Linked DNA regions of Homo sapiens: region 1 is linked to region 2. A link is a loop called in an ENCODE intact Hi-C map of the cell type or tissue named here. Cell type or tissue: adrenal gland. All regions are shown on one strand. Links, peaks and the distances in the headings refer to the core of each region. The heading gives the core; the rest is flanking DNA.

The links. Hi-C counts contacts between places; a loop is a spot of excess contacts. Peaks named below come from ENCODE experiments on the same cell type or tissue, not always from the same donor. Only the 100,000 strongest peaks of a DNase experiment are listed, where the experiment ranks them.
Region 1: it touches region 2 in a loop (4-fold over the local background); 1 of 110 quality-filtered maps calls a loop at or near these places.

The regions. Positions count from the first base shown.
Region 1 is chr9:106,960,141-106,965,526 of GRCh38, forward strand. All of the region lies in intron 7 of ZNF462 (zinc finger protein 462), which reads left to right. Among named protein-coding and RNA genes, the nearest start is that of ZNF462, 100 kb to the left of the region's middle. In adrenal gland, for the core only: no CTCF peak of the experiment used is centred there; no DNase peak of the experiment used is centred there; H3K27ac peaks cover 1,743 bases.
Region 2 is chr9:107,010,478-107,015,863 of GRCh38, forward strand. It overlaps ZNF462 (zinc finger protein 462), which reads left to right. Exons shown (of 13, transcript NM_021224.6): 13 at 346-3,157. The coding sequence ends at 553. All of the region lies in intron 4 of LOC340512 (a long non-coding RNA gene), which reads right to left. Among named protein-coding and RNA genes, the nearest start is that of ZNF462, 150 kb to the left of the region's middle. In adrenal gland, for the core only: no CTCF peak of the experiment used is centred there; no DNase peak of the experiment used is centred there.

The sequences.
Region 1 (5,386 bases), core at 91-5,090, 50 kb before region 2:
GCCTTTCTCACCTGATTTCCGTGTAGCATCACTTAGAGCTCTACGTGTATCTAAATATATATATGCTTATACCCAGATGTGCTCTTTCCTCTTGATTATCGAATCTTTTAAGAAATCTCCACAGTTGTTCCCTCCGGGCTCTCACAGCACTGTTCATAGCAAGCCATCAATTGTGACCAACTCCTTGAAGTCAGTAGGCATCTTCCCTCCAGTCAGGTCTTGAGGAGGAAGCACTGTGGCCTTGCCCACGGCCTGTGAGCTCTAAATACCATCTGAGGTTGCTCACAAGCTCTCTACGGTTGAGGCCAAGTCATTTATATAAAGAGGCTTTTGTGCTCAACACTTTTTGTTGGATTTTTTCAGTGTGGTAAAGACATCTATATGATCTAAACGAACAGCAGGAAACCTTACTTCCTCATCACACAATTCAAAAGAGTCACAGGTGAATTATGCATTCGGTATTGTGAGAGCTTCTCAATTAACAATGGCAGATGCCACCCAGAGTTTCCTCCAAAAAACATTAGAAAAAGGATCCTTCACCACACATTCATTTCCCTACAAGTTTCCTGCCTGTTTCAAGGAGGGTTTTTAAGAACACACACTTTGAATTACAAATATCATTTAATGAAGAAGGAATAGCTACAGTGGCAGAAAAAACAAACACACACATTTTTGGGACTGGGCATTCAGGATCCCCAAGTTATGCTTCTGTTTCTTCATTGGTTACCTGGGCAACATAAACCCATATCTGCTTTTCTGAGCCACTACAAGTCTTTAGGCAAAATGGATAGTCTGTATGCTACATATCTGGGATGAGTGCATTTCTAATGGAGGAAAATAGGTAAAACAGTGTATACAGTGAAAATATAGTTCTAAACACCTGAAGGTAATCCATGAATACCTTCTCACAGATTGCAAAGGGCTCTATTTGTATGGTCTCAGGTGTTGATTGTTTATCAAAAAGCTATGATGTATTTAAATACATGGTACCCATTACACCTGAGCATCTCACAAACATCGATGCCTACTGATGGGTGAAAAAAATGAGGGATAGAGAGCTGCATACTGAATAATCTCAAGTGGCTTCCAGATGTGCTGATAGCATGTGTTTTGAGTTTTGGCTTATAGCTGATTTAGGGGCAAGACTAGAAATTAATGCCTTTGGTTTCTTGAGACAGCCATGGATTCTGAATTACATTGCATTCAAGTTCTTAAATGTTCAGAAGCCATTGTCCGTGTAATTAAAAAAGACCCAGGCTTATTTCAGCAAACATGGTTCAGTGTTTCAGTGGGAAGACTCTTAAACCTCAGTATCCAAAGAGAGAGTAGCATTTGGTCAGTTGCATTTTCTTTTTAAATCTGGGTTTTCCAGAACAGTATTTTCAGTTTGTACTCTTTTTTTTTTTGGATGTTTGTAGCATGTTTGTTGAGCACTTGCTTTAGGCCAGCCACTGGACTAAGTTCTGGGGTACATCGACTTAAAACAATTATAGATAGATGGATGGATGCACACATGGATACATGAATGGATAGATGGATGGATGGCCTAATTTCAAAGAGATCATAGTCTGGTAGGGGTAAAATAAATTAACCTTAATACAGCATGATATGTAGTAGTAGGGGAGTCTAAGGGGGGAATTTAATATGTGTATCTAGAAGGGTCAAGGAAAATCTTCGTGGTGATGGCAGATTTGGACTGAGTTCAGTTTTGAAAGATGAGTAAGAGTTTGTCAGACTGAAAAGTATAAGAAGGATATTGCAAGAATATACAACAATGCAGGGGGAAAAGGCATAAAAAGTGAATATTAGAAGCCTTGTATGTGACTGGCATTAAGCACAGCATGGAAACAGTGTGGGCAAGGGAGTGAGGATCGGCCTGGAAAGATGAAGGAGAGTGTGAGCCCCATGGTTCAGAGTTTGGGCTTTTTTCTGTAAGAAAGTGAGTGTCATGATCACATTTGCATTTTAGAAAAGAAAGGAATCATAGGGGGAGAAGAAACTGGAAAATGGAATGCCAGTTAGGAACATGTTGCAGTAGAAGTTCACACAGCAACCACGAGGGCCTGAACAAAAGCCATGGCAGTGGGCTAGTGAGTGGATCACAGAGATAGAGTTTCTCAGGAGGCTGAACCAACAGAGCTTTTGACTCATTGAATGTGTGGAATGAAAGAGAGAAATGAATCAAGGATTTATTCTGATTTCATTGACTGGGTGAATGAATGGTGATGTCATTGACAAAAAATATAGAAAGACAAATGAATATGTTCCCAAGTATACGATCTAGTGAATTGAAAAGTCCAGGAATCCTCCTTGGCCTCAGGTCAGACCTGCCTGGATTCCTCAAAAATATAAAGAAAAAACATGAGGCTTCACACAAAATAAGGTCTTTGAGAAACCTTTTCAGTGAATGTAAGTATGATGGGAAACTAGATCTCAAAAAAGAGAAAGCTTGCCCATTTTTTGCCATGTTTGTATCATTTTGCAGGCTAATATTTTGTTTTGTTTTGTTTTCTCAATCTATTCCCTGATCATATTTCAAGGTTTTGTTTTTACTCATCAGAATGACAGGAAGTTTTCAGTGTGTGTTTCCTTCAAGTTTGGCCTCAACCTTATTTTCAGGATTAGGCGTTTGTTTTTCCGTTTGCCTCCATGACAACGGAGTCCAGAATTCCTATATATAGTCATCCAGCATCCATTGTCCCCCTGGCCATTGTATCATAATCTTGTGCGTCCAGGCCAGAGAGCTCCACTGATGACAGTAGACAAGGAGGTGCCAGAGTCCTTGGCCTGGAGATTTTCAAGGCATAATCAAAAGAAGGAAATAAAATAATGTGACTGCCTTTAGAGGCGTATGTTCCCCCTTAGACACTATGGAATGGAAATGGTTTGTATTCTAAAGCTTAGTTTCGAATATAATTTTCTTTTGGAATAGCCCATAGATAAAGAACATTTTTGAGGCTCTTCAGAGGAAATACTTGGAAAGTTGCATTGGTGATTTGTGGTTTTTATTGTTTCTCTGGATACCAAATTCTGCTCAGTGTTAACAGCACTTGAGAAACAGGTATTTTGAGAATGGGAATTAAATCAAGGTACAAAGGAATTCGGATAGAACCGAGAACAATTTTTTAAATCAGCAGACTTCTTGAGTCTGAGAATCATCTTGATAGCTCTGTGTTACACACTGTTTTAATAACTTAAAACAATATATATGTATCTGGACTTAACAAAGTTGTCCACAAGTTTAATCCAGGAAACATTTTCTTAAGTACCTTTCCAGGCACTTCTAAGCAATTGAGATACATCAGCGAAAAAGACAGCATGAACCCTTGCTCCTGTGGAGCTGACATTACCTGCTTGGTTGTCATTTCAGATTGACAGGAACAATGCCTTGTGTGCCTGTATAGCACGGCTGTCCACAAATTCAATCTAATGGATATTTTCTTAAGTACCATCATTAAGTATTTATGGTGATAATTAAAGTTTATGAAGTTTGTAAGGAACCTAACAGATGATCTTGTCTAAAGGCACCTAAAAAAATTACTGCAGTAAAAACCATATAACATGGGAATTTACCCTCTTAACAAATTTCTAAGTATATAGGATAGTATTGTTAACTGTATACACATTGTTATACAGCAGATCTCTAGAACTCTTTCATCTTACACGACTGAAACTCTATATCCATAGAACAACAACTCTCCACTTCCTTCTACCCACAGCCCCTGGCAACCACCATTCTACTGTCTGTCTGTATGGGTTTGACTGCTCTAGGTGCCTCATGGAAGTGGCATCGTGCAGTATTTGTCCCTCTGTGACTGGCTTTAGCATATAACAAGATTTCCTTCTTTTTTAAGGCTAAATAATATTCGTGTGTGTGTGTGTGTGTGTGTGTGTGTGTGTGTTATACACCACATTTTCTCTCATTCACATGTTGATGAACACTTAGGTTGCTTCTACCTCCTGGCTATTGTAACTAATGCTGTAGTGAACATGGGAGTACATATCTCTTCAAGATCTTAATTTCAGTTCTTTTGGATAAATATCCAGTAGTGGGATTGCTTGATCATACGATAGTTCTGTTTTTAATTTTTTGAGGAAATTCTATGCTATTTTCCGTGAGACTGTACCATTTTGCATTCCAAACAGCAGCACACAAGGGTTCCAGTTTCTCCACAGCCTTGCCAGCACTTACTTTCTTTTTTTGATAATCACCATCCTAACTAGGGAATCCTTTTCAAAATGCCTTAAGCATTTTAATTTCATTTAAAATGTAAATACATGTATTCACCAGTATTGTGATACAGGGTAAAGCCTATGTATTTGAATCTCGTTCCTTTGATTGAAGTTCCCTGTTTTCTCCCTTGTGTAAACCACACTCACCTACACTGCGTTGTGTGTTACTTCCAGTTTCCATTTCTTTGAAGTGGAATGAGAACTTAGACATTTGTGAAACAGTCTTAGAGCAGAGTCCTTCTAGATTTTTATGTTCTCAATCTTTTATAGTTGGTCTTGCCAAAATGTAACTTAACAGTAATTTTTTTTTAGCAACTTGACTTTATCAAGTCTTTTCAAAGCATTCAACATAGCTTTCATAGAAATAACACTTTTATACCTATATTTTATCTTATAGAATATTAATTAAATTGAATGAGCTCAGTAGCAAATATAACTGGTACAAAAAAGTTTTAGGAGCAAATGAAACTGATGATTCTTGTTAGCATTAGGTCCAGTGCTAGAAGCAGAAATGGATGGACCTGCTAAAGGATGGTGTACAGCATCAGCCTAGATACCACTGTTGCCATGGTTCTTCTTTGGTTAGAATGTTTTAAGGTCAGAGACATTGATCTAGCCAAGTTTGCTTAAGGAGGACTTGTAAATGTAATATGAGGTATAATGAGATCAGGGCAAGAATCACAATGTGTATGTATTGGCAAAGCATAGAGGAAAGCAAAGAGTTCTGTTCGGATTGCTGGGAAAAATCTTCACAGAGGGTGTGACATTTCAGCTGAGTTTTGAAGGATGGGTAAGAATTTGCCAGGGAAAAAGAAGAGAAAGCACACTGGTGGCGTTGATTAAGGATCCCCAAGGATGCAATACGTAGAATTTGCAAGAAATTGGAAGCTAGCTGGAAGTGAGGCTGGAGACATGGGCTGAGACGAGACTGAAGAGCTTTACTCTTGAGCAATAGGGCACACTCATATCATAATCATATATGAGTAATGATATGTATGCTGGCTGAACTGGAATTGATCTTAGAAGAAGAAACACCAGGTAGGAGACTTCAAGAGTTGCCCATATGTAATAGGAGGACCTCAATGAACAAGGGGTAGGGAAGGCAGGACTGAGGAGGAAAATGAATGGAGGCAGGTCATGAGGCATGTCTCTG
Region 2 (5,386 bases), core at 58-5,057:
AAGACAATTCTTGCTGTTACCACTTATGACCCAGTAGAGAAAGTGACATAAAATGATTATGCTTATCTAGAAAGAAAACATGGGATAATCAATATATAGTATAATAATGGATACTTCTGTAAGTTCAAATCTTTAAGATACAGAAATATATGACTTAAGCAAAACATAGCAGGGATGCATCACTTGGTATTTTGTCATACACCCATGGCATTTGTTCAAAGGAAACCCCAAGGCTTTTTGAGGATCAGGAAAATAAAGACACTCGAGGGTTTTTATTATTTTTTTGTTTAAAAAGAGAAATATATATACTATACTCATCTGTCTCTTCGATAAATGTTTTTCCAGGGCATTGAATGACACCAAGCAGGTGAGCAGAGAAGAAATCCACCCAAAAGAGATCATGGAGAACAGTGTTAAAATGCCCTCCATAGAGGAAAAGGAAGATGACGAGGCCATTGGGATAGACTTTTCCCTAAAGAATGAAACAGTAGCCATCTGTGTAGTAACTGCCGACAAATCTCTCCTGGAGAATGCAGAGGCCAAAAAAGAATGAGCGTTTGGTGAAATTCTTAATCAAACCTTACTTGAACAGTGATGAAAAAGTGGGAGGGCTGGCTTGGGCTGAGAAGGGAGGGACAGAAAAGAGAAGACAGAACAAAGCTGCTTTTTAGGACTGAACAATCTATTTTCAAAGCACTGGTACCTGTGTGAGTGAGTATGTAAATTAAAGTTATTTAAATGGTTGGAATATGTGGCTCCTTTTCCATCACTACATCTTTTCTTCCGGATCTTCATCATGGAAGTTTCATTTGTTGCGGAATATGGAAGCACCTCCCAATGGTACGGTGCACCCTGTGGTGGTCTTGGACAGTATGTGGAAACAGAAGCTCCATGACGGTAGAAGACTTCTCATTGGGGAGCAACTTTTTGACGCACAACTTTTGGTGCGTTTTTCTAGTTTTAATACCTTAAGCTTTTTCAAGACCTAACTGCAGCCGCTTTGGGAAAAAAAAACAAAAAACAAAAAACAGAAAACAAAAAAAAAAAAACTGCTTTGCATAAAACAGTCACCTGTTTCCTAGTACCTCAAACTTAACCAAGGGAACTCTCTGCATTTGTCAGTACTACCTGTCGTCGTTGTGGTTAAATGTAGAGAGAACTGCTGGGCAAGATGGTGAATGGAGAAAAAAAAAGAGTTTTAAAGAAAGGAACACAAATTGTGCTTAAAATCCCCATGTGGGTTTTATTTCTTAAAATACTGTGATTTTTTTAATTATTTTAGTAAAAAACAAAACAAAAAAAAGAAACAGACTTTAATTATTAGATAACTGTTTGTGAATTGTCATCCTTTATTCCAGGTAAGCTGTTTATTAGTGTTCAACTATAATTTAGAATTTGGTAGATTCATGTGAGCTAATTTTAAGGTGATTGTGGAGTTTTGTTTGCCACATGTTTATTTTCTATCAATTTGAGTGTTACAAACACAGCACAATTCAGTTTTTCATATGAATTGTTTTTCGTGTGTGTGTTGTTATTGTTGTTTTAATTTCGGGGCAAGGGAGATTTAGTTTTTTGTGAATAGGAATGTTTTTATTTTAAACATGGAAATAACAAAGAAGTTAACTTTCTTTTTTTTTTTTTTTTTTTTTTTTAATTTAACTAAAGAACCAAACTTTCGGCACAGCTATGCAGCTTGTGGGCCAGACGAGGAGGTCCTCCTCACCCTTTTGTTGCCTGTCAAATTCACGCATTATCCGTCTCATAAATAATTTCTGTTAGGATTGGCTGGCTTTTGTGTGTGATTTTAAAATCTGTGTTTTGTTTCTGCTGGCATTGTGTTTTGTTGGGGGTTTTCATTTATTTAGGGGACGAGGGGATGTACTAGAATCCCATCCCTTTCGTGAGAGTGGACAAGAAATAACATATCCTACAAGGAGCCTGGAGAACTACTTTCTTTCTTTCTTTTTTTTTTTTTTTTTTTTTTTTTAAATCTAGCTGCCAGCTGCTCTGTCCCCCATATCAGCTTTTTCAGGAGGGAGCAGCTTAGACTAAATCTAAGCCTACATTTATAATATGTTCTGATTGTGAACAAAGGGTTTCGTTCCAAAAAATAGAAAAGAACTTTTCTTGAAGCCTAGGTTTTAGAAGCCCGTGTGTGTGTGTGCTTGGATGTGTGTGTGCGTGTATGAGTGTGTGTGTGCATGTGTGCACGTGTGAATCCTTTGGTTTTCATGTTTTTTTTTTTTTTTTTTTACTTGGAAGGGTTGTGGGAGGGTGGGAGGGAAGAAAGGGAAGGGGAATTGCTGAGATGACAGTGTCCCACACAGCTTCAAATAAAATCCATGGAAAGATGTTGCATTTGTGGAATAAGTGCTTACTTGAAAAGCATGTTCTTCTTTTATTTTCTTACTGTTAAGAATTTTTATTTGTAGGATGTTTGTTTTAATTTAATTTTTTTAAGGGATGGGGGCCATCATGTGGAAACCAGAAAATGGGGAAAGTGTGAACTATCCAGACAAAGATTCATTTTGTGTCTATATTTGTTTTTAATTGGCCTCATTTCAAATGTATTAAACAGTTCCATACCTGGATTGGGTGTTTGTAATGGTTACCAAAAAACAAACAAAAAAAGAAAGAAAAAGGAAAAAAAAAAAGAAAATAATTGTGACATGCTTTTATCACTACTTTATTTTTCAAATAACATGTAAATATTGTAATCCATTGGATTTTGTTTTGCTAACCTGTTAATAAAAATATGGGACCATTATCCTTTTAACAAGGCTAGAATGTCATTTTTTTCTTTTTCAAACATATACCTGATATTTTGTGGCCGCACATTTTGGATGCATTATTATAATTCTGTTGACTGTAATGACATAGAATTTACAACATTTTTTGTTGTTGTTTAATTTATACAGAGGACATTTTTTTCAGAGCTTGAGAGAAGAAAATAAATAGCAAAATGATAACCTATTGACTCCAGTAATCAGTGTTTCCCAATACTTCATAAGAGATAGGGAGACCCTGAGTCCTTGAAGCCAAGGGTTTAAAAACAAAACAAAAACAAAAAAAACCACAAGTAGGTTATTCAAGTTGTTTGCAACATACATTTTGTAATGAAATGTGAGAAATTAATAAAGAATTTTTTTCACATGTGTCTATGTGCATCTGTTGTAAATCATTTACAGATATGACTACAGATATGAAATCTAGAAATATTATAGCACTACCTTTCAATGCTTGTACACGAGATATTTTAAGTCATTGAATCTACACAGGTATGGAAAGCAAAGGTAAAGCTGAGGTGAGGTTGAGGTTGAGCTGGGATTTTCAAATGTTAATATTTCTGCATCAGGTATTCATCACCAACTGAGGGAGTTTTAGGGAAGGAATATTTTCCATCAAAAATGTGAATCAAAGTGATGTGTGAACTTCAGAAGGAGGAAGCACCCGTGATTAAACATCATCTGGGACCCTGAATCCACAAGCACAGTCATTTTAAGCTAACTGCCAAGTCACACCCACTGCACAGGATCTATTTCAATGTTGCCGTCCTTGCTTATGAAAGCCTGCGCCACAAACTATCTTACTGAACATCCTGCAGCCATAATTATCACCATTAACTTATTCTTTGAGCTACCCTGTTATAAATCAATGGAAAAATTAATAGTCCTGAAACCTAGAAGAAAAGTAAATTAAAACCAACAGCATTAATTATTAACTCAAAGCTGAGTTACACTATCTGCCTCTACCAGTGTTAGAAGTATGGTTCCTGAATCATTTGTTCAGTGTTCATTCTAAAAACTTGGTTCTAACCCTTCCTCCTCCCCATCCCTATCAATCAATAAGATCGCATTCTGAGTACATTTTATATTCGAATACTCAAGAGATACTCAACCTTTTCTAAGGACTGCAGGTTGAGAAGTTTATCCTGTATGTTTTCAGAAAGGAGAGAAAGTGACTTAATGGACTTCACTGCGATACAGCTGTTCTCTCATGGTCTCCATGAAATATTTTATGAACAGTGCTTTTACTGAGTTCATGTCTAATCCATATTCTCACTTTGTTTATGTAAAAGAAATGGAATTTATTGCTATATAAGTCATGGTAGGGGGTGCAACAAGGCAAATCCTGAAATCTCTGGCTTAACACCATAGAGATTTGATTCTTACACACATTCCCTGTGAATGTCTGTGAGGTGTCCTAGACCTGTTGACTCGGGAGTCTGGGTTGCTCCATCTGGTGATGCTGTCATCTCAACACATGAATCTCAAGGTCAACGCTGAGAGCTTGGAAGTGTTTCACCCACTCAAATGCCTGATCCAGGAAGTAGCACACATCACTTTCAGCCTCTTTTTATGGGCTGGATCTGGTCACATTGTTCCACCTGTCCACAAAGGGACTGGGAAGTGTGTGAGCTTCCAGTGTGCTTAGGAAGAGCACGTGACCAAGCAGCCTCCACCATAGTCAGGAACTGGTAGAGAAAGAAACTCTGTTCTTTAGAAGGTAAAGGATGCTGATCCCACCGCATTGCTCATGCACTTAACCAAGATTTCTGAGCAAATATTTGGTGCTAGCTATAGCAAGAAACAGGACAGACGTGAGATGTGTCTTCTGACAGCTCATGAATGGTGAGCATAGATATGCAACATTTGGAGACGTGCCTTCCACTGGAGATGCTTGGGGCTTGCTGGACCCATTAGCTTCCTGGTGTGAGGCTTTGACTGTACCTCTGCATTGATAGTGGCAACCCTTGGGAAACATGGTCTTGATAGTAAATGTGTTTTTTCTGTCCATCCAAAAGAACATATTTGACTTAGAGAGGCATAAAAGAAATTGGTTACTCACATACATTCGTTGAGTCTTTTAGTCCTAAGTTTAACAAAAATTACTATATGTTTTTTCCTTGCAACTATCCTTATTGATTCACTATTTGCCACCATTATGGCATAGCTCTCAGAGGAATAAGTTTAGCAAAACAAAACTATCTCTCACTTCCTTTCACTTGTACACTTGTGTATACACTCCACTCGTGCCAACAGGTGGAGCTTTAAGGATTGGAGAAGTCTTTACCTTCAGAATTTAAAAATTTATGTTTACAATTATTAATGTGATGATATTAGAGGAGACATCAAAATAAAGTCACTTTCCTGCCTCCCACATCCATATCCAGGAATGCTTTCTACCAGTTTCATTCCTGAGCACTTTTTACATGTCTCTAATCAATTTTAAAACATGCTTTTTTCCACTTAATAGTATATTTTCCATGTTGCTGTAGAGTCTTCACAACTAAAAATGTTCAGAACGACATAACATATTGAATGGAAACACATAACTGTGTAACTCATGAGTTATTGAACATTTAGATTTTTAGATTTTGCAATAT